Linked DNA regions of Homo sapiens: region 1 is linked to region 2. Evidence: chromatin loops called from intact Hi-C (ENCODE). Cell type or tissue: IMR-90. All regions are shown on one strand. Links, peaks and the distances in the headings refer to the core of each region. The heading gives the core; the rest is flanking DNA.

Region 1 (16,450 bases), core at 6,110-11,109, 370 kb before region 2:
GCCAGCCCTTTGAGGGTAGAGAGTATTTCTAAGTGGACTTTTAATCCCAGTCCCTCGCAGAGTGTTGTATAAAGCAAGCATAAAATAAACATATGTTCCAACAAATGTATGGGTAGCCAGAAGACAGCAGAATGGAGAGTTACAGGATAAGGAGGGATAACACAGGGCAGGACAGAGTGTTTCTATTATAGTATAAATTTTATAGGCCATAGTTGTGTCCCCATGTCCACACCAGGCATTCTGAGAGTCCACCAACATGATCTTTAGTCAACAGATGACTTTTTAATAAAGTGCAAGGACCATTTTATTTTTGTAAAATGAAGTTTTAAAATGCCTGAAGGGCCTATGTTTTCCTTCAGGCTGCACTGTTTAAATTTCCTCTTGAACTCGTGAAACTTAAAATAGTTACCACTTATTAAACGTCTATTATGTTTAAAGTAACAAACTCATTCTCTTTGTAGAAGTACAGTATAGTATAGTTTTGATTTTGACACTAAACAATCATACATTTGATCTCCCTCTGCTTTCACCATAGAAACCAAGCAAATATTTGCAGACATTCCTTCAACCTTCACAGATAAGTAGAAATGAAAATTATTCTGAACACAGGATATGGCAGGCTGCAGGGCTCATTGTTTCCTCTTAGAAGTTGTTTTAACTCTTAAGGAAATCTATTTGCTTTGAGAGGCCACATTATTACTCAGATTTGTAAAAGAATTTAAAAATTGGGTTTTTCCTTGCTATGGAAACAGTCAAATGCCTCTAAGGTCCGTGCCTTCTTTCTCATTGGTTACTATGCTCCTTTTGACACAGGTTGCAAGCAAACCTACTAAATGAGTACTAGCAGGTTATATGGTTAGTGCAAGTGATGAGGGAAATGGAAGCATAGTTTTAAAATCCAAGTTCAGGCACACACATTCTTCAACATTTTAAAATTCCATGAGCACTGCCTTCCTTAAATGGGGAGGATTTGCAGATTGTCAGGTGGAAGCAGTCATGAAGGTATAGCTCATTCAGCTCATTCTGCAGTACGCTCTCCTCCTCAAACACTCCCATCTGAAATGGGTCATCGAGATGCATGCAGGAAAATAAAACCAGCCACAACATTTCCCAGTAATCCAGGCTACCAGAAATGAATTTATAGTCTACAGAGGACTGTGGTGGGGGGGGGGTCCCCACTATATTTTGTGCTTTAAGCTATTAAAGGAAAGACATAAAGAAAATATGCTTCTGAAGATTAGGGTGTTTCATGCTGTTCATTTAGCAAGATTAAAACTGCAAACAGAAAAGGAGGACACATCTGAGAGAAGGACTTAGATTGCAGCATTAGGAATTTGTGTTAGACAGAAGGAAGTATTTTCTGACAATAAGAACTGTTAAATACCAGAATGGATTACTGTGGGGCCTTGTAATGTTTTCTCTTCTCTAAAACTTTTCATTTTTATTTTGAGTGTAAATAAGTAGGGGGCTACGGAAGGAGAGAAAGGAAACATTTGTAAAGCACAGAAGATGTAATGTACTGCGCTGAATTAACTTTATCTGTTGTCTTATATAATCTTCAGTTTAATGGTGTGAGGCGAGTATCAACGACTCTATTTTTACAGATAAGGAAGCTGAGAATCACAGAAGAGCCAATGGCAGAACCAGGATCTGAAGCAGGTCTTATTGAACTCAGGTTCATTCTCCTCACTGTGGAGTCTAAATGACCTCAGGTCTTTTCTTTTTTGGTCTTAAGCCTAATTACAATAAAAAAGTTTGTATTTCCAGAATAGTCAACATTTCCATAGTAATGCAGTTTACCAGAAAAGCTGACAAAAACAAAAGAAGTTGTTTTTCTAAGATAATGGGACCCCAAGGGATTTCACCAAGATAGCTGCCAGTTGAGGGATCAGGGTCATGGATGTGCAAATGACTGGGTCCTGGATGGAGGGTAGGGAAGGTTTGCCTACCCACAATGTTCTGCACAGGAGCCAGAAGTCGGGCACTGTGTGCACAGGCATGTCTATGCTGTTCCCTAGATCCCTTCCCTGAAGACCAGGCATCACCCTTCCTCCCTAACATTTTCTCCTTTTGTATTCTATCTCTGCAAATGAGACCACCATCTCACCAGCTGCCCATGTCAGGCTCTTCCTCAAAATCACCCCTCACCCATTTATGCAGATGTAGTGTAAAAAGGGTGCCTTCTTGTTTACAAAAAAACAAAATGCACAGAAGACTAGAGCTGTGGAAATAGGAGAGAAGGAAAATACACAATTTAGGGAACCTAAATACTATGACCCACCATTTTCTAACACAGTCACTAAGCAACATTAAAAAAAATCATATTACTTGACATAAGAATTCTTTGGTTTTGAACACAGTGCAATTGTATGGACTCGACGACATTATCTAGATTTTACCATCTGATTTCAAAGTTGCTAAAAAAAAAGGTCTAATATGTAATATGTGTCCTAGCCCTTTATTTAATTTCCTCTTTCTTTTATAACACAGTTTTGCTGTACTTACTGAATTTTAAATGTCCTCAAAATCTAAAATTCATTTCATATCTCTTCTATGAGCAGAGATGAAAGAAAGGATCATTGAAAGGGAATATAGTTCTGTTGATTAAATAATTACAGAATATATACATTCATTTGCTCTTAATGAGCCACAATGCTTTTCTTAAAATTGTCTCAGTTTCTAGGAAGAACCACACTAATACCAAGGACTTACAGAGTATTTCTAGGTATATCCGCTGTCAGGAGAGATACATGTGTGAACATAAAAACCAGCGGAAGGCTTCTCACCTAGACTCAGGGACTCATGCTGCATGCGTGTTGGGGGCAGTGTGGTTGCTGCATGCAAACACTACTTGAAAGGAAAAGTAACCCTCTGAGTTTGAGTAAAACTTGGCTTCTAACTCAGAACTAATTCAAAGAAACGCTATATTTCCATTTATAAACATTTCAAAGAATGTTACTGCTTTCTAGAAACCTGTGGCAGGTAGCTTCTTTTATCCTGGAAACTGTTAGGGCTTTCAAAATGGCCTAAGAAATATTCCACAAAAATTATAGCATACCATTATTTTGCACTAAACTCCTGCACTAGGCCCCAACAGACTGGACTAAAAGTTAAAATGGAGTCACTTATGCTCACCAAACCAAAACTGGGTAAATCAGGAGAGACAGAGAAGTCAAAAGAGAAAGACAGCCTAATTTCCCAAACAGGCCAGTTTCTATCTTAAATCAGCATGACAATGAAGTTCCCTCTGTTTTAATCTTTACAATAGAGTAACTTGAAGTAACCTGATGTTAAGCAGTTATCTATTGTTCTGTCTCCCTGTCCCTTACATGGACGTAACTTTGAAATGACCAAGCTGCTTTCCGTTCTTTTGTTTCTGCTTTCTTCTGCCCCTTTTCTGTCTATAAAGCCACTCTCCTTTGTTTGACTAACTGGAACACTTACTCTATTTTACAGAATGTGGTGTTGCCCATTTCTAGAATTGCAATAAAGCCAACTGAGATCTTTAAACTAAATTTGTTGGAATCACAGAAGTGATCACAGTGATATCTAAGAAAAACATGTATTACATATTTTAACTATCTTTTAGTAACTGAAAGTACTTTTTTCTCATTTATGTATTTATTTATTTTTGTACATGAGTAAGTTCTTTAGCGGTGATTTCTGATTTTGGTGCACCCATCACTTGAGTAGTGTACACTGTACCCAATGTGTAGTCTTTTATCTCTCACCCTCCTCCCGCCCCTTCCCTGAATCCCCAAAGTCCACTGTATCATTCTTATGCCTTTGCATCCTCATTGCTTATGAGTGAGAACATACCATGTTTGGTTTAACGTTCCTGAGTTACTTCACTTAGAATAATCGTCTCCAATTCCATCCAGGTTGCTGCAAATGCCATTATTTTGCTCTTTTTATGGCTGAGTAGTATTTCATTATATATATAATGAAATATATATATACCACATTTTCTTTATCCACTTGTTGACTGATGGGCATCTGGGCTGGTTCCATATTTTTGCAATTGTGAACTGTGCTGCTATAACATGCATGTGCAAGTATTTTTTTCGTACAACTTATTTTCCTTTGGGTAGATACCCAGGAATGGGATTGCTAGATCCAATGATAGCTCTACTTTTAGTTCTTTAAGGAATCTCCACACTGTTTTCTATAGTGATGTACTAGTTTACATTCCCACCAACAGTGTAAAAGTGTTCCCTTTTCACCACACCTGTGCCAACATCCATTTTTTTTTTTATTATGGCCATTCTTGCAGGAGTAAGGCAGTATTGCATTGTGGTTTTGATTTGCATTTCCCTGATAATTAGTGATGTTGGACATTTTTTCATATATTTGTTGGCCATTTGTATATCTTCTTTGGAGAACTGTCTATTCATGTCCTTAGCCCACTTTTTCAAAGGAATGTTTGTGGTTTTTTTCTTGCTGATTTTGTTTGAGTTCCTTGTAGATTCTGGATATTAGTCCTTTGTTGGAAGTATAGATTGTGAAGAAAAGTACTTTTAAATCACTATTGTAGATACTTAAAAGAGAACTCTGACATATGGCAAAAATAGAAGCAGGGCCTCGTGATACCCTCTGTGAAAGTCTTCCAGAATATTCTGAGAGACGAAGCAGATTCCTACTCCACACTCCTGCAGTACACCTCTCTTACAGCCCTTGCTGACATCTGGTGTGACCAGAAGAATCTGCTTCCATCTCTGTTACCCCCATAAAATTGAATGCTACAGTGGCAGGGACTGGGGTTTACTAGCTAATCTTTGGATCCCCAATGCTTAGTGCAATATCTGACACACGGCAAGCATTCAATGACTATTTGTTAAATGTATGACCAAGAAAAGTATCTTTTCTGATAAAGAAGTTCTTCCAAATTTGCCCCCAAACTCCAAAAAATGAACTCTGTCCAAAGCAGCAAATCAAAACAAGGAGGAAAAAATCCATGTGTTTGTGTAATTCTGAAGGTATGAAAAGTGTTCTAGATTAACAACTACGGCAATAGAATAAAATTTATACATAATAGCTTAAAAAAGATTTCTTGTAAAGAATAATTTTGGCCTCTGTTGGCATTGGTTCATATACATGTATAATTGCCTAAGGCATTTATTTATCTATTTATACTGAGGTGTACACAAATCTTAACATGTTCGATGTATCTTTACACATGTACACACCTATATAAACACCACTCAGACCAACATATAGAATACTTACATCACCATCACCACAGAAGGTCCTCTTGTATTTTTCCTAGCAATACCATTCCTGCACCCCTATTTATATAACCATAGATTAATGTTGCTGCTCCTTGAATTTCATATAAAGGAATCATGTGTTTTGCTTCTTTTGCTCAAGATAATATGTAAAAACTGTGTATGCTGTTGTAGTTATCAGTATATAGTTTTCTCCCTTTCATTGCTGTGTAGTATTCCATTGCATCATTATGCCAGAGTTTGTTTAGCAATTTTTTCTGTTGATGGTTATTTCTAGTTTTTGGATATAGTAAAATAAACATTCTGCTTTGAACATTTTTGTACATGTCTCTTGTTGGATACAGGCATGCATTTCTCTTGGGTATATACAGGGAGTAGGCAAACGTTTAGTAGATACTACCAGTTTTCCAAGTGGTTGAACCATTTTACACTCCCACCAGAAATGTATGAGAGTTACAGTTTCTCCGCATCTTGGCCAACAGTTGATATTCCCAACCATTCGAATTAGTGTGTAGTGGTACTTTCTATACTTTTGACTGAATAATTTGTATTCTAAAAGGATAATATAATCTGGATTTATTAAAGCACTAACTGGACTTTCTTGGTAATGACAGAATAAATAGTGTCTGTCATTTGTGACTAACATTTTAAATTGTCTTAAACTACTGTGTGACTCAGTAGTTCAAGACAACTGTAAAATATTAGGCTTTTTTTCTGACTTTTGTCCCTTCTATGTCGGACTTAGCAAACTCCCAACTCTTTAAGCATCTGTTTGTCCTCCTCTTGAGGTGTATAGACTACATATACATCACACACACACACACACACACACACACACACACACACACACACACACACACAGAGTTCTTAGACAATTTAGGCATTGAAAAAGAACTGAACTTAGTATTCTGAAATGTTTGTTTGAACATTAATAATGTAAACATTTTAGAAGCTGTTGGATAGTAGTTTTTACTAGATTTCTTCTATGGACATAATTCTGAAACATCATTATACACTAAACATAGAACCATATTTGTCAGTTTATAGCCCTGTAGCTTAGTTAAGGGGCAAACCACATTCCCTCTAAAGAGGTCACGCAGTCACATTTCCATTTGTTGTGAGTCTTCCCATTCACCCACGCACAGAATTTAAAAATGGGGAACCACAGCAACTATTTTGGCGGAGGGAGGCTGAAGGACAATAATCAGTGTACACATGCTGCCATTTTTTCCTTGTAGTTTAGAAACTCTGAATTAGTGTAGGAATTATTTTTTTTAAGTCAACAAACATTTGCAGAGTGCTACTTGGTGGCCAACACTCAGTGCCAGTGAATTCTAGGGTATGGTTCTTGCCCTTACAAGGCTCATAGGCTTTACAGGTAAACGTGCGTCACAGGGGTTCATTGTACTGATTATTTCATCACTCAGGTGTTAAGCTTAATATCCATTATTTTTCCTGATCCTTTCCTTCTTCGCACCCTCCACCCTCCAATAGGCCCCAGTGTATGTTGTTCCCTTCTATGTGTCCACATGTTCTCATCGTTTAGCTACTACTTGTAAGTGAGAACATGCAGTATTTGGTTTTCTGTTCCTGTGTTAGTTTGCTAAGGGTAATGGCCTCCAGCTCCAGCCATGTCCCAGCAAAGGACATGATCTCATTTATTTTATAGCTGCATAGTATTCCATGGTGTATATGTACCACATTTTCTTTATCCAGTCTATCACTGATGGTCATTTGGGTTGATTCCAAATACCCATAAAGAAATACATGAATGATAAAGAAAATGATTCTTTGCTATTGTGAATAGTGCTGCAATGAACATGCACGTGCATGTGTCTTTATAATAGAATGATTTATATTCCTTTGGGTATATACCCAGCAATGGGATTGCTGGATTGAATGGTACTTCTGTCTTTAGGTCTTTGAGGAATTGCCACACTGTCTTCTACAAAGGCTGAACTAATTTACACTCCCACCAACAATGTATAAGCATTCCTTTTTCTCCACAACCTCACCAGCATCTGTTATTTTTGACTTTTTAATAATAGCAATCTGATGGTGTGAGATAATATCTCTTGTGGTTTTGATTTGCATTTCTCTAATGATCAGTGATGTTGAGCTTTTTTTCGTGATTGTTGGCTGCATGTACGTCTTCTTTTGAAAAGTGTCTGTTCATGTCATTTGCCCACTTTTTTATCGTTTTTTTTCCTTGTAAATTTGTATGTTTCTTATAGATGCTCCATATTAGACCTTTGTTGGATGCACAGTTTGCAAAAATTTTCTCCCATTCTGTAGGCTGTTTACTCAAAAGAAACATGATAGTTTCTTTTGCTGTGCAGAAGCTCTTTAGTTTAGTTAACTTCCGTTTGTCCATTTTTGCTTCTGTTGCAATTGCTTTTGGAGTCTTTGTCATGAAATCTTTGCCTGTGCCTATGTCCTGAAAGGTATTGCCTAGGTTGTCTTTGTGGGTTTTTATAGTTTTGGGTTTTACATTTAAGTCTTTAATTCACCTTGAGATAATTTTTGTATATAAGGAAGGGGTCCAGTTTCAATCTTCTGCATATGGCTAGCCAGTTATCCCAGCACTGTTTATTGAATAGGGAATCCTTTCCTTATTGTTTGTTTTTGTTAGGTTTGTTAAAAATCAGACAGTTGTAGGTGTGCGGTTTTATTTCTGGGCTCTCTATTCTGTTCCATTGGTCTATGTGTCTGTTTTTGTACCAGTGCCATGATGTTTTGGTTACCGTAGCCCTGTAGTATAGTTTGAAGTTGGGTAGCATGATGCCTCCAGCTTTGTTCAAAAAGAAATATTTAATTCAGCATTTACAAAGCTGAATGACTTTCTCCCCCTCACATAACATCTATTAACATTCTACAGAATTAGTGATCCTTGGAAAACGAGTTGAAAAGCACTACTCTATGACAACGTATGGGGTTGAGCACAAATAATCTAAAATAAAATTTGAAATATATGTATGCATGTAATTTAGTAAGAAAAATAAGAGCTAGTATATCTTGCTTTAAGCAAGCAAAATATATGAAAACCTGGTTTTGCATTAAAAATGAAAGTAAAAGTTAAGAATCCTTCAGGGCTTTGGTATAACCATTATGGGAGTCAATTACCACTATATATTATTACAGATGTAGATGGTGAGGACATCTTGCTATATATCTGTATTAACTATACTATTTTTATTAGTTCAGATATGCTCACATTCAGGTAGTGGCTTTTCTGAATAAATATCTTATTTACTTTCAATTACTTTTTCACGATAAAAGTAGAGTGCAGAACAAATTCTAATTACTTATACTTTCTGGCTGTCTGTACAGCAAATGAGAAGACATTTATTGTAGTATAATGTTGAAGTTCATCAATAATTACTGGGCAATCAACCTACCAAGACAGAAGCTGAGACTATAAAGACAAATAACATATCATGTCTGTCCTGGAAGAGTTCATAGTCAAGCTAGGCAAATGTAAAAAGAAATAACTGTAATACTGTGTGGCTGGAAGTATAATAAGGCATTGAGAAAGTGCTACAGAAACACAGATGACTTCATTAAACAGAATGGGTGATTTATTGCTCCTACAATGAAGTACACACACAATGTCTATGTACAATAAAAATATGACTGCAATCAAGAAACTAATATTTATTGAGCACCTATTACATATTGTAAATGTGCATGCCAGAATTTCTTAATTATCAAATCACTGTTAGTTTCATAGAATTTCATATTGTTCTCAAAAGGAATATAAAATATTTCTTAGATTTTTGGGCAATTTTATTATTCAGAATCAGAGGGAGCCAAACAAAAGTTTAATTTTACATTTTAGAAAAAAGTCTAAGGCAATACCATCATATGCAAGCAATCCCTCAGATTGGTAATCAGAACTATATAGATTACACGTGCTTTCATTTCACAGTTAGAGCCAGCAGAGGGAGTAAACCTCTTCAAAGAAAAGACTGAAGTATATATGGAGAAATGTAAGACTTCAGATGTAAAGAATGCCTTTGATAAAAAAGAAAATTTGAGTACTGAGACACAGATGTCAAATACAGGGAAGTACTTTAACTGTACTTTTAAAACTCATTAAATGTAAGCGTAAAAGCAAGAGCAACCACTGAGTAAACTGAAGGATGCCATCTTATTGCTTTAAAGAGACCCACAGGACTGAAAAGTATTAACTTTCCCATATGAAAGCCCTGTAGGCTGGGCGCGGTGGCTCACGCTGGTAATCCCAGCACTTTGGGAGGCCGAGGTGGGCGGATCATCTGAAGTCAGGAGTTCAAAACCAGCCTGACCAACATGGGGAAACTCCATCTCTATTAAAATACAAAATTAGCCAGGCATGGTGGCACATGCCTGTAATCCCAGTTATTTGGGAGGCTGAGGCAGGAGAATTGCTTGAACCCAGGAGGCAGAGGTTGTGGTGAGTCGAGATCACACCATTGCACTCCAGCCTGAACAAGAGTGAAACTCCGTCTCAAAAAAGAAAGAAAGAAAGAAAGAAAGTTCTGTAAAATGTGTTCTGTAGCAAAATCTGACTGATTGGCATTAACAGGAAGGAATTTCAATAGTCCATGTGCTAATTAGCAAGAGCTACTATCTGATGAGTGCCTGTTTTACTCCAAAGATAAGTCCATATACACCAATCACAGTACCTTGCTGCCTGAATTTCTAAGGCTATGAAACTGCTACCTATGAAGAGTATGAAAATTATCTTGGGCTGGGCACAGCGGCTCATGCCTGTAATCCAGCACTTTGGGAGGCCGAGGTGGGCAGACTGCTTGAGCCCAGGAGTTCGAGACCAGCCTGGGCAACATGGCAAAACCCTGCCTCTACTAAAAATACAAAAAATTAGCTGGGTGTGGTGGTGCGTGCCCGTGGTCCCGGCTACTCTGGAGGCTGAGGTGGGAAAATCACCTGAGCCTGTGAAGTCGAGGCTGTAGTGAGCCGTGATCATCATGCCACTGCACTCCAGCCTGAATTATGGAGTAAGACTGTGTCTCAAAAATAAAAAACAAAAAACAAAAACAACTACCTTAGGAACACAAATTCCTTGTGAATATTACAATAAATTCATTTTTTAACAGAACTACACAGGACTAAGCCTTTCTTTGATTTTCCTCGTGTAGAAGAAAAAATTGAGAGAGAAAAATTTTCTGAATGAAAACCAAGTATTTTTACTCACTTTCATCTCTGGTACATCCACAATATTTTTTCATCTTTGCTCTTCACGGGGTACTTCTTGTACCCTTCTCAGTTGGTATTTTTACCATATTTGGTTCACCTACCAAACAAACTATAAACATAATCTGCATAGTGGAAAATTATTAATAGGAATGTCTGTTTTGCACAGGCCCAAACTCTCTTTTTTGCAGGTTACTATTTTCCCTGTCTTTTGTTTACCTGTGAACCTATAACATGTATAAATAGGAGGTATTTGTTTTTCTTACCTGGGTTAAGAGAAAGAGATACAAGTAGAGAAAGAAATGGGGGTGCCTAGGCTTGAGAATAACTGGATATGGGCTGAGTTCACAGAGAAACCCTGATCAGCACTCCCTCCCAGCCCTATGTGATCCTGTCTCATATGCCACAAGTTCTTTCAAAAGCTCTATTACCTAGTAGCAAAGTGGGCTGGCGTGATCTAGAAGGTGACTCTCAGGACCAACTGGTAGGTTTATTTTTCCATTTTATTATCTGTTTTCTAATTTATTCATTTATGCTTTAAACTTTTCCTGCATCCTAGTTTATACAGGTATATTCTAATTAATTCATCATTATATACTTTAACATGTTTTAATTTTTCATAATGAGTAATATGTAAATACAATCGATGCTTGTTGAAAAGAATTCTTTTTCTTTTGTGCTACTTGGATTGAAGGCTTTTACATTTACAGTCAATCTTTCTTTTCCAGTCATAAAAGCAGTTAGTGCTATGAATTAGCCTCTGTGAATAGCTTTGGTCATATTGTCAGCTTTGATGTAGAGTTCACTGTTGTCATGTGAAGTCACTGTTACACATTAAATAGGCAAGAGAAAAGGGGGATTTTACAGATTGTGAGAAGTTTATAGTGAAATTGGAGTATGGCAAGTTGATAAGCTGAATGGTTGAAATGTCAGTTACCAGGTACCCTTGGGAATAAGTAAAGACCAAGACCCCATGTTGCCTCATGCTCAGTGTACAAAACGTCTGTTCATAATCATTTATGTGGTCATCTACTTGCTGAAGATGATCTAAATATCGGCCATTTATTAGTCTCATCTTTAGTCATCTGTGAACACCACACAGTATAGGGGGTATGTGACTAGATGGACTAAGGGAAAGAGTCCTTGATTGAGATTTTGAAATCTGAGTTTTTGTTCCAGATATACTCTGGATATTAGTTTTAAATAAATATTTATATCCAGATATACCTCTGGATATTAGTTATAAATAACCTTTGTATATTTATTACTTTGCAAAAAAGTAATTTTATATTGTTAGGCCCTAGTTTCTCAACTACAAAATCAAGAAGTCACATTTGATTATTTCTAAAGTCTTTCCAACTCCAGAATCCTATAATTAGAATAAATAAATTCTACATGCTCAGTGACACCATCTGAACATTGCACTGTGTACCAATACATCCAGGTCAGTGATGCTGTTCACAGAAACTTGACATTTACAGAAATCAAACTTTAACCAAGAGGAAAACTGAAAGAACATTAATAATTACTCAATATAATTTGTGATTCCATAAAGCAAAATTGGAATTCCAGAAGAGCCTGTGAAGAACCTTTAAGAGTTATTTAGCCTGAGTGGCAAAAGGCAAAGCCACATATCACTTATCAATGTAGCTACAGGCTAGAGAACAATCATGTCTGCATGTCATGTAACATGGGAGAGGCTGTTGTCTGTCTCGTGTTCTTTTCAGAATCAAGCATCATTGTTCAAACAGAAATGTGTAGTGATTGCGCTTCATTAGGTAAGCATCCAAATTTATTACAAAATATGCTCAGAGTGGCCATTTCAGAAGACATGTCTGTCTCTGAAATAGAAAATTATATATATATAAAAAGACCACAGCAAAAAGGAATGACATGGGATATAATTTTTCTGTTCCTACCTATTGAAATATATCTCTGGTTCGTGTCTTTAGAAATTACCAAAGAGAAAAAGATGATCTCAAATGACTGAAATTACTTATAGACAGAAGGATATTAACCTCCTACGACATATTAAAAAGTTTGGGAGGGAGAAATTTAAGCTACACATGATATCTCTGGAAATTCCATTCTGTTTCATGCAAATGATCAGTGAAAGTTATAATGATACAAAGTTATGTCAATAATAGACTTTTAAAGAACCAGGTATAAATGGCAGTGTAAATATACAAATCATCTTGGTTTCTTTTAAATATTACCAAACAAATATGATCCTAGGACTAAGGCAGAAATTAGGGGGAAAAAGTCTCATAGCTTCTTTGTTGGTGATTAAGGGACCCTGAGGTAAAAAAAAAAAAAAGAAAGAAAGAAAGAAAGAAAAAAACCAACAAAAATCAAGAAGCAATGCTCAAGGTAATAAGTGCTTTCATGTTTCCAGTTCTCATATCTGAGGGCACTGGATCAAGCTAAAGGACAAAGAGATAAGGACAATATTGCAAGTTACAAACAAATGGCAGATAAAAGAGCTCTTCTGGGTTCTGATTAAGTGACAGCATTCTACACATTCTTTTGACTTGAGAAAGTCAGACTAAGAGCAGCGGCTAAGTTCCATGTGAAGCCCCGCTAAATAAGCGTATCTGCATGCTTTCACATTCTGGCAGGACAGGATTCCTCCCCTTTCATTGAACAGAGACATGTTCTCTGGGCTCACAGCAATAATGCGCCTCTGCTTCAACTTCCATAAAAAAGCATAAATGTATATGCTGAAAGCACAGAGAAGTTTTGTGCTTTGGGACGAGGTGGCTGGGAGCCAATGTTTACAATCCCCTGGGTGGGGAAGGCAGGCTGAAAGGCTCAGGACGGCAGGCTTTAAAAGTCTTTGCTGTTGCCGCCAGTGACCTTCGCCTCTGTTTTCAAAGCAGCTCTCACGTTAACCCCTTGGATTCTGTGTGCACTGGAGCTGCACAAAGGAAATACCTTTCTTTGAAGGACACCTCTCTCACGCACATCGGTTTCTGATTTCAGTTGGAGCAGCTCAGAAACACTGGATTAAGAAAGAAGCATGTATTCAATCTGCTGTCAGACCCACGGACATGTCAGCGGTATTGGATCTGGGTTTCGGAGTGTGCTCTGTTGTACAAAGTGAAAGTTTCCAGCTTTAGGCAATGGACTCAAGGTTATAAACCAGGGGATTGTGAAACATGAGCATATTTGGTCTCCAGGGGAGAAGGAAGCATCCAATTTATGCAGAAATGCTCTTTTCCCAGCTAGCCAATGAGAGGCGAGGCTACAAGAGTGGGCTTCCTATTGGGATCTCCTGACTAGAAGAATGGTGCTTAAAATTAAAGACAGGCTAAATTGCTAACAGGCCAACTTAAAAAGCAGCTGAAGAGAAAACACCAATTGTAAAAATGAAAAGGGAGTTTTCCCGTTATGAAATCAAAGCTGACCACATTTAGCTTATTATTATATGTTGTTGTTTCACGGGGAAAGAATTAATAATCTTTTATTCTTAATGCTAAGAAGATCCTACAAAATCTTACCATATATGTGTATTTTTTTAATAGTCTTTACTAAGTTACTCAAATGATGATATTCAAGAGTGGTATTATTTAAGGCCTCAAAATGTTTTCAGGACACAAGATTTACTTTGAAAAAACTGGTTTGATATGTCAGGGACCAGATCAAATGATTTACTTTGAAAAAACTGGTTCGATATGTCAGGGACTAGAACAAACGCTTTGGTCTATGAGAAATTTTGTGGATTTAAAGATGTTTGTCATCTAAACATTGATCATCATGGACAGTGTCACCCCTTTATTGAATGGACAGCATATGGAATCCTGGGGTCATGAATTGTGCAATTCTAATATTCAGAGTCTATGAACTCCTAACACATTTCCTGTCTTCAAGAGGATTAAGATTTCTGGAGAAGAAAATGAAAAGCAACATACACCAGAAAATTTAACCGATTCGCAAAAAAGTCATTAAGTCTTACTAAAATCATCCAATCAAATATGAGACAGGAATGAGAGAGAGAATTTTCTCTTCACATTTGGAGATGAAGCCTGGCCTCTACGTTACCAGGCAGCCATCTATAATGTCACAAAGTACATGTATACTATAGCTGGAAGTCATCTTAGGAATATTTGAGAGAACTGTTTTTCAGGACTAATAATTGGCTCTTAATAAGTGCTTCGGAAGACAGTTAATAACATTTCAGCTTCTCGAAGAATGCTTAATAGTAATCATAACTATCGGCCTGGCTTTCATTACAGACCAAACAACCTGTTCCTTGTTATCTATTGTGGAAGTCAATGGTGATTAAGTAAATATATTTTACTCTAATGCAGAAACTGACTAGAAGGAATGTTTTGAGAAGCTCAAAGAAACCCCAGAGCTGCACAACAGAGAAGACATAGCCAAAGAAAAACAGTCGAAGTTTATCAAGAGTCTTCCGTACGCCTGGCACTTCACTAAGGACTTCACACATTTTATGTTACTTAAACATAAAAACTTGTGAGATAGGCACATAATTTTTTACCCATATTTTAGGTAAGATACTGATATTCAAACATGTTAATAACTACAGTAGTCCCACAACTAGCCACTTGTCAGAGATACAATCCAAACCCAGGTCTAACTCCAGAGTCTGCAAGTAACCACTGAGTATGACAACCATGCAGGCAGACAGCCCTCTACCACTGCAGAGAAGCCCCCGGGAAACATATTTCACAGCTCTAACCAATTGGTGTACATTGCAATTACTATTTTATTGGGGACTCCAAGGCATGTCAATCTTTTAAGAAGGAGGCTGTGTTCAGTTGGAGATTTTTCATCGTATTACTGAATTAAAAGTCACATATGACTTCTATCAGAGGTGAAGAAGCTGCAATACTTGGTTTCTGCAATAGATTTACTAACATTTATATATTAATTTCACATTTTAAATGGAATCTAAAAGTAGCAGATGAAATTATGCTATCACAAATTTTCATGTTTTACAAGCCAGTTGGAAAATGTTTTATTCACAGGCTACAGGATCCATATTCTCATCATTCCCAGTCTGGGCCCCTCACTCCTACCCAAAGCTTTTAAGATGTTGTTTCTTATTTGTCTCCATAAATGAATCTTGTCTTAAAAAAAAAACTGCTGTGAAATCAAAGAAAATAATTGTTGCCATCTTTTACAGTAATGACATGTCACTTAAAAAGTTTTCAGCTTAGACTCCGTTTTCTGAAGCAGCTTCTATGAACTAATAACCTAACAGCTCTCCATGAACTTTAATTATTGCAATAGAATTATTAGGCACCACCAGTTACAACTGAACTCCTCCACACACAGTATAAAGTTAAAACTGTACAAATGAAGCCAAAATATGCACAGCTAAAAGGAATGTTACAGGGGGGCCTCTCTTAGCGAACAAAGCAAGCTCAGTTTGGCTCTTTTTCCCTCGCGCTACCACATCCGCACATCGTTAGCTGGAAAATTCCTGATATATGCTGTAATTTTTTGTGCTTTTTTTTCCCCCAGTACACTTGAGGCTTTAATGTCCAGATGCCATTTTCCCCCTTATCTGTCCCTGTTTGGGGTTCTGCCAGCTATGGTCAACAATTAATACAGCCGAAGAAAAAATACAGTACGCTCCCTGGCAACTGGTACAGCCTTGCAGGAAATACCAAATAAAAACTTGATTATGTATTGTTTAACCATTTTGTTTGCCTGTAGGCCACCCTGTCGTCGGTGTAATTCAGACGAGCATGCTTCATCTGGACGGTCTGTGCACTGCACCATTGTTCCCAGAGTCTGTCACGCACAATCACTGGCTTCAGCCTGTGGCCCTCTAAATGAAAGGAGCAGATTTGTGGCAGCTTTCCAACCTGCATTCCTTTTAATTAGTCAACTTGTGGCCCAATGTTATAATAGATAAGTAACCTCTTAATATTCATGTAATTAATTTATTTTTTTCTCATTCAGTTATAAGCCTTTGCATGGTGGAAAAAAGGCTTTTTCCTATATGGGCTCTGGCTTATGAAATAAGCATGCTACTATTATAAAGAACATCAGAGACC
Region 2 (16,450 bases), core at 4,425-9,424:
TAAAATGAATACTACAAAAATGTGAGTAAGCAAAAATAATGTAGGAAAGGAGAAACAAAGGAAAATGATGGGGTAAATAGACAATAAATAACAAAATGGTAAACCTAAATCCAACTATATCAATACTTACACTAAACATAAATGGATTAAACACTAACTAAAGACAAATATTGCCAAATAATATAAAAAAGCAAGATTCCACCATAAACAGTCTATCAGATATGCACCTTAAATATAAAGATACAGATAGGTTGGAAATAAAAGTAAAAATATATACCATGCAAACTGTGAGCAAGAGAAACGGGATATGACTGTGTTCACCCTAGAGAAATGCAGGCTTCAAACGAAGGAATATTAGTAGAAGTTAAAGGCATTTCATAATGATAAAAGATCAATTCATCAGAAAGACATAATAATTATAAATGTATATGCAGTTAATAATAAAACTTCAACATATAAGGAGCAAAAACTGACAGAACTAAAGAGGGGACCAAACAAATCCACAATTATAAAGACCTAACATCACCCTCCCAGTAATTGAAAGAATAACTAGGTGAAAAATTAGGCCGGCAGCAGTGGCTCACGCCTGTAATCCCAACACCTTGGGAGGTCGAGACCATCCTGGCTAATACGGTGAAACCCCGTCTCTACTAAAAAAAAAAAAAGAAAAAATTAGCCAGGTGTGGTGGCGGGCGCCTGTAGTCCCAGTCCCAGCTAGGGAGGCTGAGGCAGGAGAATGGCATGAACCCAAGAGGCGGAGCTTGCAGTGAGCCGAGATTGCGCCACTGCACTGCAGCCTGGGCGACACAGGAGACTTCATCTCAAAAACAAAAAAATGGGAGATTTTGATACTAAGAACCATCTTGACCTAACTGACATTCACAGAATGCTGTAACCAGTAACTTCAGAAGATATATTCTTTTTAAGTACATAAAGAGCATTCATCAAGATAGACCATATGCTGGGCCATAAAACAAGACTCAAATTTCAAAGGACTGGCATTTTACAAATATGTTTTCTTACCACAGAGGAGTTAAATGAGAAATTAATTACAATAAGATCTCTTGAAGACTGCTAAATGAACTGTAGGTTAAAGAAGAAATCACAAGAAAAATGAGAAACTTTCAAAATGAATGATAATGAACATATATCAAAATTTGTGGAATGCAGGTAAATCAGTTATTAGAAGAAATACACTTTGAAATGTTTATATTTTAGTTAGGCTGGGAGCTTGGCTCACTCCTGTAATCCCAGCACTTTGGGAGGCCGAGGTGGGCAGATCATTTGAGGTCAGGAGTTTGAGACCAGCCTGGCCAACATAGCAAAACCCTGTCTCTACTAAAAATACAAAACTTTTTATTTTTGGGTGTGGTGGCACATGCCTATAATCCCAGCTGCTCAGGAGGCTGAGGCAGAAGAATTGCTTGAGCTGGGGGAGTGGAGGTTTCAGTGAGCCCAGATCGCACCACTGCACTCCAGCCTGGGAGACAGAGCCAGACCACTGCACTCCAGCTGGTATTTAGTTCAAGAAAGATGTAAAATCAATGATGTAAATTTTCACTTCAAGCCACTACAAAAAGAACAAATTAAACTCAGTTAAACCATATATATGTAAATAATAGAAATAATAAATGTAAAAGTAGAAATCAATGCAATAGAAAAGAATAAAGAAAATTAACAAAAGACACAAGTTGTTTCTTTTTTTGGTGATATTATCTTATATATCTTTTTTATTTATTTTATTTTTTTATTATACTTTAAGTTTTAGGGTACATGTGCACAACGTGCAGGTTAGTTACGTATGTATACATGTGCCATGTTGGTGTGCTGCACCCATTAACTCGTCATTTAACATTAGGTATATCTCCTAATGCTATCCCTCCCCGCTCCCCTCACCCCACAACAGGTACCGGTGCGTAATGTTCCCCTTCCTGTGTCCGTGTGTTCTCATTGTTCAATTCCCACCTATGAGTGAGAACATGCGGTGTTTGGTTTTTTGTCCTTGCGAAAGTTTGCTGACAAGTTGTTTCTTTGGAAAGAGTAATAAAATTTATAAACTCCCAGCAAAGCTGATTCAAGAAAAAAAATAGAAGCAGAAATTACTAATATCAGGAATAAAATAAAACTGTAGCGCCTATAGACCAGCAGTCTCCAACCTTTTTGGCACCAGGGACCAGTTTTGTGGAAGACAATTTTTCCATGAAATGATTGGGGAGTGGGTGGTTTCGGGATGAAACTCTTCCACCTCAGATCATCAGGTATTCAATTCTGATAAGGGGCATACGCCTAGATCCCTTGCATGCACAGTTCACAATAGGGTTAGTGCTCCTATGAGAATTTAATACCACCGCTGATCTGACAGGGGGCGGAGCTCAGGCAGTAATGCTTGCTCGCTCACTGCACACCTTCTGCTGTGTGGCCCAGGTTCTAAGAGGCCACGCACCAGTACCTGTCTGTGGCCTGGGGATTGGGGACCCCTGCTATAGACATTAAAATAATAAAATAAGGGTGACTTATGTCTTTATGACAGTACTGGAAAAATTGGGTAAACATAGAGTAAAAATGATCCTCAGCTTCTACCTCACATAATATACAGAAATTAATCAGACGGATTATTACAGATCTGAACCTAAAACCTAAAAGTTGAAAGTTACTAAAAGAAAACATAGGACAATATTGGACCCATTAATTAAAAACAGTAAGCCATAGACTGTGAGAAAATATTTATAATACCCATATCCTACAAAGGATTTATATAGAGAATACATAAATAACTCTTACAAGTCAATAATTGGAAAAACAAATAAGAAGTGTAATAGATAGACAAAATGCTTGGACAGATACTTCTCAAAAGATATGTACAAGAATAAATGCTCAAATATCATTAATCATCAGGGACATAAAAATTAAAACTATAATAATATATCATTTTATATCAAATGTTGGTGAGACTGTGGAACCCCTAGAAATTTTGTACAGTGCTGATAAATATATAAAATGGTACTGTTTGGTAATTTCTTATGAAGTTAAACATAGAACACTTATCACTCAGCATTTCTACTCCTATAAACTTAGCCAAAGGAACAGAAAATGTGTCCACAAAAATATGTGCAGGAGGGTATTCATGGAAACTGGGATTTATTGAAGAGAGTATATGGGAATTTTCTGAGGTGATAGAAATATCCTCTGTTACATTTACCAAAACTCATTGACTTGTATGTATACTTAAGATTTGTGACTTTCACTGTATGTTAATTTTAGCACCCCCCTCCCCACAAAGCCAAGAAACAAACCTCATGAATGCCACTATTTCCCCTTGAGAAAAAGCAACAATGTCGCAAAACATTGATAAAAGGGAGTGAAAAGTATTCTTAAATGAAGATCCTGAAGCCTTTGTATACTTTCTAGTCATTACTCCCATTTGTCTGTTTTGTGAAAATAATAATAGTTTCTATTTATGTAAAATGTTTAAAAGAAAGCTAAACTAATAACTGGTAGAAGCATAACTTCCTAGACACTTAGGAAGACAATTTAACAATGCCTGTGAAAACTCAAATTGCTCTTACCTTTGACCCAGCAACCCCCCTTGCTGACACCTGTTCCACAGAAATATTCACATTAAATGTATAAAGATACGTGGACAAAAATTCCACCGTAGTATATCTTGGAACAGGAGCAAACTAGAGACTGCTAAATGTCTACTGACAGGGGAAGAGTTAACAAACTATGGCACCTCTATGCTAACAAATACTGTGCAGCTGGTAAAAGAAAATATAAATATTAGATGTCTATAAGACAGTCTTGTTTGAAAGAAGCAGGCTGCAGAACAAAATGCACACGATATTATCTGTTTTGAAATAACTTCCTCCATTCTCTCTTCTTTTTCTCTGCTTTTCTCCTTCCTTTTTCTTTGTGAATGCATAGAAAATGACCCGAAGGATACACATTAAACTTTTATCAGTGGTTACCACCTGGAGAGAGGGTGTGGAGAGGTGGTGAGAACTTTCATTTTTTTTTTTTTTTTGCTTTCTATATGCCTATATTGTTTGATTTGTCTTCTCAATGGATGTGTGGTTGTTTTGTAATTTAAAAAAGAAAAGAATGGCTTGCACCTGTAGTCCCAGCTACTCCTTCGAAGGCTGAGATTGGAGGATCGCCTGAGTCAAGGAGGTGGAGGCTGCAGATGGGATCTCACCACTGTACTCTAGCCTAGGTGACAGAGTGAGACCCTGTCTTTAAAAAAGAAAGAAAGAGAGAAAGAAAATAAAAGAAGAAGAAAAAGACAAAAGGAAATGAAGGAAAAGGAAAGTGAAGGAAGGAAGAAAAAGGAAGGAAGAAGAAAAAACAGAAGGGAGGAAGGAAAGAGAGGGGAGGGGAGAGAAAGGAAAGGAAGAGCTGGGAGGGGAAGGAGAGGAAGGAAACAGGAAGGGAGACTGCAGGTCTCTGAAATGCAGAAGCAAAGACAATCTAATCGTCAATGTTCTGAATTGCTCAGGGCTTGGCAGAATGATCCTTCTAGTCTATGGACCATAGATTTGATCTCTGCACCTTGAGAAGGTAGTGAATATTTCTTATTTTTAAAGACAGAGTAGTCGATTCCACAACTTCCCTTGGTAACATTTTTATGTATACTGATCTTTACCTTCAGGTTATTACTTCCTTATATCTGAGTACTTCTGTCCCCAGGCTAGAAACGGAATCAGTGATCATCACATATCATCACACACAATGTTAACTTTCAGTTAATCTCGTTAATGTTAAAGGAGGAACAATGACTTGGAGGACAAAACTCCCTCCCCCCACCCCATAAATAAATAAATTATATATATATATTTATCCTATCACTTTAAAGCCAGAAGAACTTGAAGAACAGTGGTGTACTGTACCTGTACAGCCTTGGAGTCAGGCAAGAATGAAAGCCAGCTCTGTCTCCTAACAGCTGTTTGCTTTGGGCAAACTAATTAACTTTCTTGAGCCTCAGTTTCCTTATTTGGAAAATAGTTAGAATCATAATAGTAACGATGATAATAACAACTCCTAACTTGCAGGCCTTTTGTGAGGATTACAAATAATTAATTGGCCAGGACTTTGAGTATTATAAAGAATTAATTGGCCAGGTTCACCCCTGTTATCCCAGCACTTTGGGAGGATGGGGTGGAAGGATCCCTTGAACCCAGGAGTTCGAGATCAGCCTGGGCAACATAATGTGACCCTGTCTGTACAAAACAAACAAACAAACCTGGGTGTGGCGGCGCATGCTTGTGTTCCCAGCTACTCCAGAAGCTGAGGCAGGAGGATGGCTTGAGTCCAGGAGGTTGAGGCTGCAGTGAGCCATGATCGTGCAGTGGCACTCCAGCCTGGGTGACAGAGTGAGATCCTGCCTAAGAAAAAAAAAAAAAAAAAAAAAAAATGAAAGCACCCTGCTCATAGTAGGTGTTTAATCATGATTATATTTAATGGAACCCCCTAAAGTAACCTAAAATGCTACTGGAGATAAGAACCCATCTCTCTTTACTTCAAGGTCATAACTCCATAACCGTTTGTTTCAAGGTTGGCTCTCTTTACAACAGGCTTTTGTGAGGTAGTCTCTTAATGATAACATTTGGGCTATTAGTAATTTACTGACAGTTGCTCATAGACACCTGCCTTGTTGAGATCCATGTTATAGTTCATAAGAGCCTAATATGCACGTATTCTGGGATGTGAAGGGTTATTCTTTAGATGAGGATTGTGGACCGCAGATGTCCTTCAACCTCACTGGAAAGGTCCACACTACAGGAAATGGGATTACACTTCATCAGGAGGGATTTAGGTTAGATGGGAAGAAGAACTTTCTGACTGATGATTTCCTTCCTTGAAATCTTTAAAAATAGACTAGTTCCCCATTTGTCAATTTTCAAGATGCTGGGGGTTAGAATAGATGGTTTTTCAAGATCTCTTTTAATTCCATGTATTGCTTACGTCACAGGGCTGTATTTCTAAGAGCCACAAACTTTATTGCAAATGTGTATAGAGACAATTTAGAGACCCTATTTTTTTCCCAAAGCAATAGGAAATGCTTTCTGTCTTGCCTGCCTCTTGAAGGGCCTATAGAATAACACAAAATTGCTTTAGCAAGTTAAAGAATAATTAATGGAAAATATGCAGAAAGAGATTTTAAAAATTATTGTGTAATAAAAATTTATATTTGTATTGCACATTAAAAATGTTACTATAGGTATTATTATTTACTCATTATTAGATGTTTGAGTCAAACCTAAAACGGCATCTAATTGAGTCTGAAATCTAATTCGTTGAATGCCATTGAGTCGTGAACCCACCGTGCTGAAAAATGAGAATAAATATAAAGTAACACTGCCATCTAATGGATTCTATGTGTTACTGCCATTGTCTGAGGCAACATTTAAACTCAGATCTAATTCTAATTAATCACTGATATATTCCACCACCTTATTTTGTGTTTTTAATTCACCTTTTTTTTCTTTGTATTTTGTCCCTATAATCTGTTGGATTGATTTTTTAAATTCTTTCTTTTGTCATTTTAGGATATATTGTATCACTGTTTTCTTTTATATTTTATCTCATACTATTTTTATTATGAAATAGTTCAAATATACAAATGAGTATATGATGACCTATGTGCCCGCACCTTAGCTTTATGAAATTTTAATAAACCTAACTTTCTGCTATAAGTGCTTCAGATTTTTTAAAAGGAGAAAACATTACAGATTTAGTTGAAGACTGTATATTTCTTCTCAATTCTATTTCCCTCTGTCTCCAGAGTTCATCTTTCTCATCAGTTTGATGGTTATTAATTCCATACATGGTTTAAGGTTTTATTCTGTATTTTCTAATTAAACAATATATTTCAGCAGTTTTAAATTAAAAAATGTTTATATAAATAATATATCTGCTGCATTAACATTATATTTTTGATATTCATTCATGTTGATTCATCTACTTCTGGCTGATCATTTTAATACCTGTATAGGAATATTATATATGTACATTTTTTCCAACTTATTCTTCTGTTGATGGACATTGAGTATTTTCCCCAAGTTTTCCTTTCATCAAGCAATGTTAGAATGATGTTATTTTACATTTCTTCATGTACACATATGTGAGAATTTCTGTAAAGTGACTCATTTGCTTATGCATCTCCTAAAATAATCTTGAAAAACTATGTAATTCCTTAAACATTTTATTTTAGAGACAGGGTCTTGCTATGTTGTCCAGGTTGGAGTGCAGTGGTGTGATCACAGCTCACTGCAACCTCAAACTCCTGGGTTCAAGTGATCCTCCCACCTGAGCCTCCCAAGTAGCTAGGACTACAGCTACATGCCATCACACCCAGCTAATTTTTAAAAACATTTTTTGTAGAGATGGGGTCTTGCTATGTTGCCCAGGCTGGTCTTGAACTCCTGACCTCCTGGGAGGTCAAGTGATCCTCCTGCCTCGGCCTCCCAAAGTCCTGAGATTACAAGTGTGAGCCACTGTGCCTGGCCTCCTTGAACATTTTCAGGATAACATTAAAAATTTTTTACTTTAAATTTCAATAGTAGAAAATGATGTAGTTTTTGCTTTATTAAAATATTAATATTTTAAAATACAGTGGTTCAGATATTGAGGCAGCACCACCATCAGTATAAAGAAACATGAAGATGCTCTATTGGAATAGTCAAATTTTACATTGTTCCTTTTTCTCCTTACACTCACATTTCCATTTCACTCCACAGAGTTTTATCCCAATGCATTCCTTTAATGTATGAAAATATTTTCTCAATCATCTTCATATTTCTCCATAATAGACTATAAATCAAAATTTTAAAAAACATTTTTTCTCTGTGATTAAAAGACTGAAAGGTAAAACATTTTATTCTGTATTGAGTTATTAGCACTATTATTAGTAGTATAAAATTAGTCAAAGCAAGATAATAATTATTTTGATAAGTATTAAGCATAAATATTAAAACTTTAAATACTAAAAACATATTTTGATGAAATATATTTGAGCTTCTTTTTCAATTACAGGCATACCTCAGAGATAGTGCAGGTTTAGACAGTAGCATTCTGTCTAAAAACCAATGTATATACTTAAATTAAAATACTTTATTGCTAAACAATGCCAGCAACCATCCGAATCTTCAGTGAATTGTAATCATTTTACTGGTGGAGGGTCTTGCCTCGATGTTGATGGCTGCTGACTCTTCAGAGTGGTGGCTGTTGAAGGGTGGGGTGGCTGTAGCAATTTGTTAAAATAGGATAATGAAGTTTGCTACATCCATTGACTATTCCTTTTATGAAAAATTTCTGTCTTGCAATGCTCTTTGATAGCATTTTACCCACAGTAGAACTTCTTTCAAAATTTGGGTCAATCCTTTTAAACCAGCTGCTGTTTTATCAACTAACTTTATGTATAATAATATTCTAAATCCTTTGTTGTTATTTCGACAGTGTTCACAGCATCTTCACCAGGAGTAGATTCTATCTCAAGAAACCACTTTTTGGCTCATCCATAAGAAGTGACTCCTCAACTGTTTCATCATAAGTTTATAGCAATTCAGTCACATTTCAGGCTCCACTTCTAAATCTAGTTTTCTTGCTGTTTCCACCCCATCGGCAGTTACTTCCTCCACTGAAGTTTTGAGCCCCTCAGTCATCTATGAGGGTTGGAATCAACTTCTTCCAAATTCCTGTTAATGCCGGTATTTCAGCTTCCTCCCATGAATAACATATATTCTTTCTTAGTGGCATCTAGAATGGTGAATTCTTTCCAGAAGGTTTCAAATCGCTTTGCCCAGCTCCATTAGAGGAATCGCTATCTATGACTGTTACAGCCCTACAAAATATATTTCTTAAATAATATGACTTGAAAGTCAAAATTAGTCCTTGATCTGTGGGCTGCAGACTGACTGTTGTGTTAGGCATGAAAACAGCACTAATCTCCTTGCATATCTCCATCAGAGCTCTTGGGTGGCTAGGTGCATTGTCAATAAGCAGTAACGTTTTGAAAGAAATTTTGTATTCTGAGCAGTAGGTTTCAATAGTAGGCTTAAAATTATTCAGCAAACCATGCTATAAACAGATGTGCAGCCATTCAGACTTTGCTGTTCAATTTATAAAGCCCAGACAGAGTAGATACAGTACAATTCTTAAGGGCTCTAGGGTTGTTGGAATGGTAAATGAGCGTTGGCTTCAACTTCAAGTCACTAGCTGCATCAAACCCTAAAAAGAGAGTCAGCCTGTCGGCCAGGCGCGGTGGCTCACGCCTGTAATCCCAGCACTTTGGGAGGCCGAGGCGGGTGGATCATGAGGTCAGGAGATCGAGACCATCCTGGCTAACAAGGTGAAACCCCGTCTCTACTAAAAATACAAAAAATTAGCCGGGCGCGGTGGCGGGCGCCTGTAGTCCCAGCTACTCGGGAGGCTGAGGCAGGAGAATGGCGTGAACCCGGGAAGCGGAGCTTGCAGTGAGCCGAGATTGCGCCACTGCAGTCCGCAGTCCAGCCTGGGCGACAGAGCGAGACTCCGTCTCAAAAAAAAAAAAAAAAAAAAAAAAAAAAAAAAAGAGAGAGTCAGCCTGTCTTTTGAAGCTTTGAAGCCAGGGATGGACTTTTTGAAGGCTGTTTCATCTACATTGAAAATCTGTTGTTCAGTGTGGCCACCTTCATCAGTTATCTTAGGAAGATCTTCCAGTTTACTTGCTGCAGCTTCTGTGGCAGCAAAAGCTCTTAAAGATAAGGAGGGACAAGCAAAGTAATCTAAGGATGAGCAGCCAGTGAGGTTGGGAGAAAATCGAGAGAGTGAGGTGTCTTGATAGCCAAGTGGAGAAAATATTTCAGGAAGGAGGAAGTGATCATTTGTGTTAAATGCTGCTGAGAAGCAATCTTATAGCAATATTTCCAATGGAGCAATAGTGGTTATAGATTAAAGCGTGTTCAAAAGAGAATGAAAAGAAGGAAGACAGACAGTGAATTTCAGTAAGTTTTTGGAGTTTTTCAATAAAGGGCTGTAAAGGTGAGGAAAGGCATGGATATGCTATTTGGAGAAATGAGTCAAGACAGGATTTCTATTTAAACGTTTCTTTTAAAATTTCAAAATATACATACTGAAAAGAGTACTACACTTATATATATAGTTTTAAAATAGTTATAAAGATACTACTCATCTCACTACTAGCTGAATCAAGAATAGAACATTTCAATACCAAGAAAATACGAACGTCCTGTTTTTCCCAGTATGCCTACCCCTGTAGGAAGATTTACCTTAATGGTAGTCATTTCCCTGCTTTCCATTACTTCCTGCCCATGTAAAGTTCCCTACAACATACAGTTTTGTTTTTTTTCTTATATATAATATATATGGGATCATAATGTATATTCTTCTGTGTAAAAACACAGGTGTTTTTTTCACTCAATATAATGTTTGTAAGGCCTATATTGTTAATGAATCTAATTTTAAAAATTTTAATTGCTATATAAGTAACTAGAGCTTGTATGTTCTACACTATAATAATTTATTTCATCTTTGATTAGCACTTGGATTGTTTTGTGATTTCGGCAATTAGAAATGATGCTACAGGAGACTCGTTCTCACCTAAGGAGATTTTGCTTCCTAGGAGACATTGGTCAACGTTTTGAGACTTTTCTTATTGTAACAACTGGCAAGTGCTACTGGCATCTAGTAGGTAGAAGTTGGAGTCCTGCTAAACGATCTACAACGCACAGGACAGCCACCCATGACAAAGAATTAACACACCTATAAAGTCAATAGTGCTGAGCTTGACAAACCCTGCTCTGGGTTATATTGTTGGGAGAGAAATTGCTGGCTGATAAAGTATATTTATCTTCAAACTTATACAATACTACCATTCTGTTTTCTAGAGTGATTGTATCAATTTACACTGCCATCATCAGAGTGGGAGGCTTCCCGATGCTGTATATCTGCACCAGCGCTAAATATCACCAGCTTAAAAATATTTTGCTCCAGGCACGGTGGCTCACGCCTGTAATCCTAGCACTTTGGGAGGCTGAGGCGGGTGGATCACAAGGTCAGGAGATGGAGACCAGCCTGACCAACATGGTGAGACCCCGTCTCTACTAAAAAATGCAAAAATTAGCTGGGCTTGGTGGTGTGCACCTGTAATCCCAGCTACTCGGGAGGCTGAGGCAGGAGAATTGCTTGAACACAGGAGGTGGAGGTTGCAGTGAGCCGAGATCGCGCCACTGCACTCCAGCCTGGGTGACAGAGCAAGACTTCATCTCAAAACAAACAAACAAACAAAAAAACAAAACTATTTTGCCAATCTACAAAGGACATGAACAGATGCTTCTCAAAAGAAGACATACAACAAACATGAGAAAATGCTCAACATCACTAATTATCAGAGAAATGCATATCAAAACCACAACGAGATACCATCTCACACTACTCAGAATGGCTATTACTTAAAAAGTCAAAAAAGAACAGATGCCGGTGAGGCTGTAGCGAAAAGGGAACACTTAAACACAGTGTTGGTGGGGATGTAAATTAGTTCAGCTCTATGGAAAATAGTTTGGAGATTTCTCAAAGACCTTAAAGCAGAACTATCGTTTGACTCAGCAATCGCATTACTGGGTATATACCCAAAGGAAAACAAGTCATTCTACAAAAATGACACATGCACATATATGTTCATTGCAGCACTATTCACAACAGCAAAAACATGGAATCAACCTAGGAGCCCAACAGTGGTGGACTGAATAAGGAAAATGTGGTACATATACACCATGGAATACTACACAGCCATAAAAACAGTGAAATTGTGTACTTTGCAGCAACATGGATGTAGCTGGAGGCCATCCTTTTAAGAGAATTAACGTAGGAACAGAAAACCAAATAGTGCATATTCTCACTTCTAAGTTGGAGCTAAACATTGGGTAAACATGGACATAAAGAAAGGAACAATAGACGCTGGGGTCCATGGGCTGAGGGTAGCAGGGAGTGCAACAAGGGTTGAAAAACTACCGAGTGGGTGCTATGCTCACTACTTGGGTGACAGGATCATTTGTACCCCAAACCTCAGTGTCAGGCAATATACCCATGTAACAAACCTGCACATGTACCTCCTGATCTAAAATAAAAGTTAAAATTACATAAATTATCTTTGCCAATCTAATTAATTATATTTCATCAGAGTTTTAATTAGTATTTCATTATTAGCTAATGGGGTTAATCACTTTTACAAGTCTTTGTTGGCCAGGTTGATCAATTTTAAAAATTGGCTTATCTTCCTCATCCTCATTTATTTGTAGGTATTCTTTATATAATCTGGCCTCTGGACAGTTGTTGGTTATAGGTTGTTCATATCTTCTCTGTGGCTTGTCTCTGTATTCTTATGTGATTTTTTTAATGTATAGAAATTCCTAATTTTAAATAACAAATATTTCTCTTTAGTGCTTTTTGTGAGGTGCTTAAGAAATCCTTATGTACCCCAGATTCATGATGATTCTCCTAAAATCTTTGGCATTTTACCTTTTTCATTTAGATCTTTAAATCACCTGGAAATGATTTTTGTGTAGGGAGTGTGATATAGTGTTCAATTTCACTTTTTCCATATGGATAACAAATTTACCTTTTATGACTTATTGGAAAATCTGTTCTGCTATTCCACCTTTCTCATAAATCAATAATCCATATATATGTGAGGCTTGGTTTATGGTCTGGTGAATCTGTCCCATTGGTCTATTTTGCAGGTTCAGCCCTCCAGGAAGCAGACTTTGAGACTCTGATAGAAGGGAGTTTGTTAAGGAGGGTGATTGGGATCAACACATGTGGAAGGGAAGGAGCGAAAGCAAGATTGAGCAGAGGGAGAAGCTGGGCTGCAATTCAGTCTCAACAAAGCCTCAGTTGACCATATGGGAAAATGAAGACAAGGTGGTTACTGAGAGTTGTTCAGAGTCGGGATGAGGGGGGCATAGCCTTTATATTCCATATCAATTATTGGATACAGGCTCTTTTCAGCTGAAATAAATAATTTATTCTGGCAGCACACCCAGCTTCTGGGAAAATAAGCTCTTTGATCCCAAAGGGATTTCAGCGGTACATCACAACATTCACTACAGCCCACCTCTTGAGCTGCTTGGATTTATTTCTTCATTTGAGGAGCAGATCTTCTAGGATTCTGGAAGACCTCTTTTAGAAACCAGTAGGAGGAAAGCGAATGGGACAAACTACAACCCTTGCAATGTAGGCATTCTTAGGACTGAAACTGATACTCGTAATCTTGCCTCTCTGCTCTCTATTCTAGATTTTCTCACCCTCATCTAGCATCTCTGCTGGTCTTGGTGGCTAACTCAGTGTTACAAAACCTTAAACCTTGAGGGTTCTGAATCCTTGGTTACCATGCCCTTCTCAGGCCGTGACTGCTGCAATCGTTCATCTACTGTCAAAATTGGCAACAGGGTACTGATTCACCCAAAGATATCACTTACATGCAAAACATTCTTCTCTGCTATCACTGTATAACAGCAGCTTCACCTCTCCTGATGGCAGGGTCAATACCCATTGCTGTAACTCCTCTCTTACCTGCTGACCTTTGACACAGATGTTCAAGTGGCTTGAGCAGCAACCATAGCTTTTGTTTCAGTGCAACTCTTGCTGTGTGTCAAGCACTGTGGAGGGTCTGAAATTTTACATTACTTGCAAGCTAACAAGTTAGCTTGCTGTAGTTTCACAGACCATAGTGGAAGACTTAAGACTCCAATTCCTAAAGGGCAACATGAAAAAGACCAGGTAACACTTGCACATGCTGTCGGTTGCATTCTAGGAGAGCAATCCCAAGTGTAGGAAATCTGAATCTTTTATAATGGTTAGCAAGCCTCCTGAGGGAGACACTATTTCCAAAACTGTTCACTGTAAAAATAATCTCAAGAAGATATTCTGGATCAAACAAAGTCAGTGCCACTTCTCAGAACAGCTTCAGAAACACAAGAAACCCATGGAGAATTTTCTCCTGGCACTATTGTTGTTTTATGTTTTGCTTTTACATGTTATAAACCTCACAGTATTTTAGTCATTGTATTTGCTAGAAAAAGTAATTTTCTTTAAAAAATATTTTATATTTTAAAATTCTCTATTACCTATTTTAAAAATTATTTGTGGTGCTCTCTGTATCGTTCTGTAGATCAAAATTTCCATTTGGTATTATTTCACTTTAGACTGAAGAATTCTCTTAGCCCTTTTTTTTTAGTTTTGAATCTGCTGGCTATGGATTATTTTAGATTTTATTTACCAGAAAATATATCTTTCTGGATACATTTTTGAGGAATTATTTTTTTTTTTTACTGGATATAGAATTCTAGATATAGAATTCTGGATATAGTATTTTTTCTTTCAGCATAAATTTTTTTTAACCTAATAATTTATTTAATTCTCCTCAAGTAGAGATTATTTTTCTCCCTTTTATTTTTAGTTGACATGTAATAATTGTACATATTTATGGGATACAGAGTGATATCTCAATACATGTAAACAATGTGTAATGATCATATCAGGGTAATTAGCATACTCATCACCTTAGACATTTATCATTTCTTTGTTTTGGAAAGATTCAAAATTCTCTCTTCTAGCTTTTTGAAAATGTACAGTAGATTACATTACAGTTAACCATATTTGCCCATCAGTGCTATAGAACACTAGAACTTATTCCTCCTATCCAGCTGTAATTTTGTATCTGTTAACTCTCTTCCTATCCCCCCCTCCACCCTATCCTTTCCAGCCTGTAACAACCACAATTCTACTCCCTATTTCTATTAGCTCAACTTTTTAAAGCTTCCACATATGACTGAGAACATGTGGTGTTTATCTTTCTGCGCCTGACTTACTTCATTTATCATAATGTCCTCCAGGGTCATCCACATAGCCATGAATAACAGGATTATATTACTTTTTATGACTGAATAGTATTCCATTATATGTATATACCACATTAACTGGATCCGTTCATCTATTGATGCACATTTAGGTTGATTCCATATCTTGGCTATCATGGCTAATGTTTCAATGAACATGAGGGTGTAGATATTTCTTCCATATACTGACTTTCTCTCCTTTGGATAAATACACAGTCATGGAATTGCTGGATTATATGGTAATACTATTTTTATCTTTTTGAGAAGACTCCATACTACTTTCCATAATGGCTCTACTAATTTACATTACCAGCAACAGTGTATAAGGATTCTCTTTTCTCCACATCCTCACCAGCATTCATTTTTTTTTGTCTTTTTGATAAGAGCCATTCTAAATGGGGTGAGATATGACCTCATTGTGGTTTTGATTTACATTAATCTGATAATTAGTGATGTTGAGTATTTTTCATATACTTCTTAGGCATCTGCATATCTTGTTTTGAAAAATATCTATTTAGATGCTTTGCCCATTAATCAGATTTGTTTTGTTATCGAATTTCTTTCTTTCTTTTCTTTTTTTTTTTTTTTTAGGCGGAGTCACATTCCATCGCCCAGGCTGGAGTGCAGTGGCGCTATCTCGGCTCACTGCAAGCTCCGCCTCCCAGGTTCACGCCATTCTCCTGCCTCAGCCTCCCGAGTAGCTGGGACTACAGGCGCCCACCATCACATCTGGCTAATTTTTTTGTATTTTTAGTAGAGACGGGGTTTCACTGTGTTAGCCAGGATGGTCTCAATCTCCTGACCTCGTGATCCGCCCACCTCGGCCTCCCAACATGCTGGGATTACAGGCGTGAGCCACTGTGCCTGGCCTATTGAACTTCTTTAGTTCCTTGTATGTTCTGGATATTAGACTCTTGTTGGGTAAATAGTTTGCAAATATTTTCTCCCATTTTAGGTTATCTCTTCACTCTATTTGATTATTTTGTTTTTTTATGCAGAAGCCTTTACACTTGATATAGTCCTATTTATCTATTTTTTTTTTTGGTTGCCTGCGCTTTTGAAGTCTTACTCATAAAATATTTGTCTAGGCCACTGTCCTGAAGTGTTTCACCTATGTTTTCTTCTAGTAGTTTTATATTTTTGAATATTACATTTAAGTCTTTAATCCATTTTCAGTTGATTTTCATATATGGTGAGAAATGGTGGTCTAGTTTCATTCTTCTGTATAGGGATACCCAGTTTTCCTAGCATCATTTATTGAAAAGGCTGTCCTTTCACAAATGTATATGTTCTTGGTGCCTTTGTCAAAAACATGTTGGCTGTAAATAATGTGGATTTATTTGTGGGTTTCCTGTTTTGTTTCATTGGTCTGTATGTCTGTTTTTATACAAAATACCATGTTGTTTTAGTTATTATAGTTTTGTAATATATTTTGAAGTCAGGTGGTGTGATGTCTCTAGTTTTGTTCTTCATTCTTAGTGTTGCTTTGATTATTCTGGGTCTTTTGTAGTTCCATATGAACTTTAGGTTTTTTTTTTCTATTTCTGTGAAGAACATAA

Evidence for each region. Peaks named below come from ENCODE experiments on the same cell type or tissue, not always from the same donor. Only the 100,000 strongest peaks of a DNase experiment are listed, where the experiment ranks them.
Region 1: a loop joins it to region 2, with 12 times the contacts of the local background. A loop is called at or near these places in 43 of 110 quality-filtered maps.

What each region holds. Positions count from the first base shown.
Region 1 is chr7:92,682,548-92,698,997 of GRCh38, forward strand. The region is part of intron 4 of CDK6 (cyclin dependent kinase 6); the gene reads right to left. Among named protein-coding and RNA genes, the nearest start is that of FAM133B, 100 kb to the left of the region's middle. RefSeq lists an enhancer at 12,853-14,052. In IMR-90, for the core only: a CTCF peak has its summit at 9,163 (motif pointing right); a DNase peak (open chromatin) is centred at 9,174; H3K27ac peaks cover 185 bases.
Region 2 is chr7:93,049,456-93,065,905 of GRCh38, forward strand. No RefSeq gene overlaps it. Among named protein-coding and RNA genes, the nearest start is that of SAMD9, 60 kb to the right of the region's middle. In IMR-90, for the core only: a CTCF peak has its summit at 6,365 (motif pointing left); a DNase peak (open chromatin) is centred at 6,326.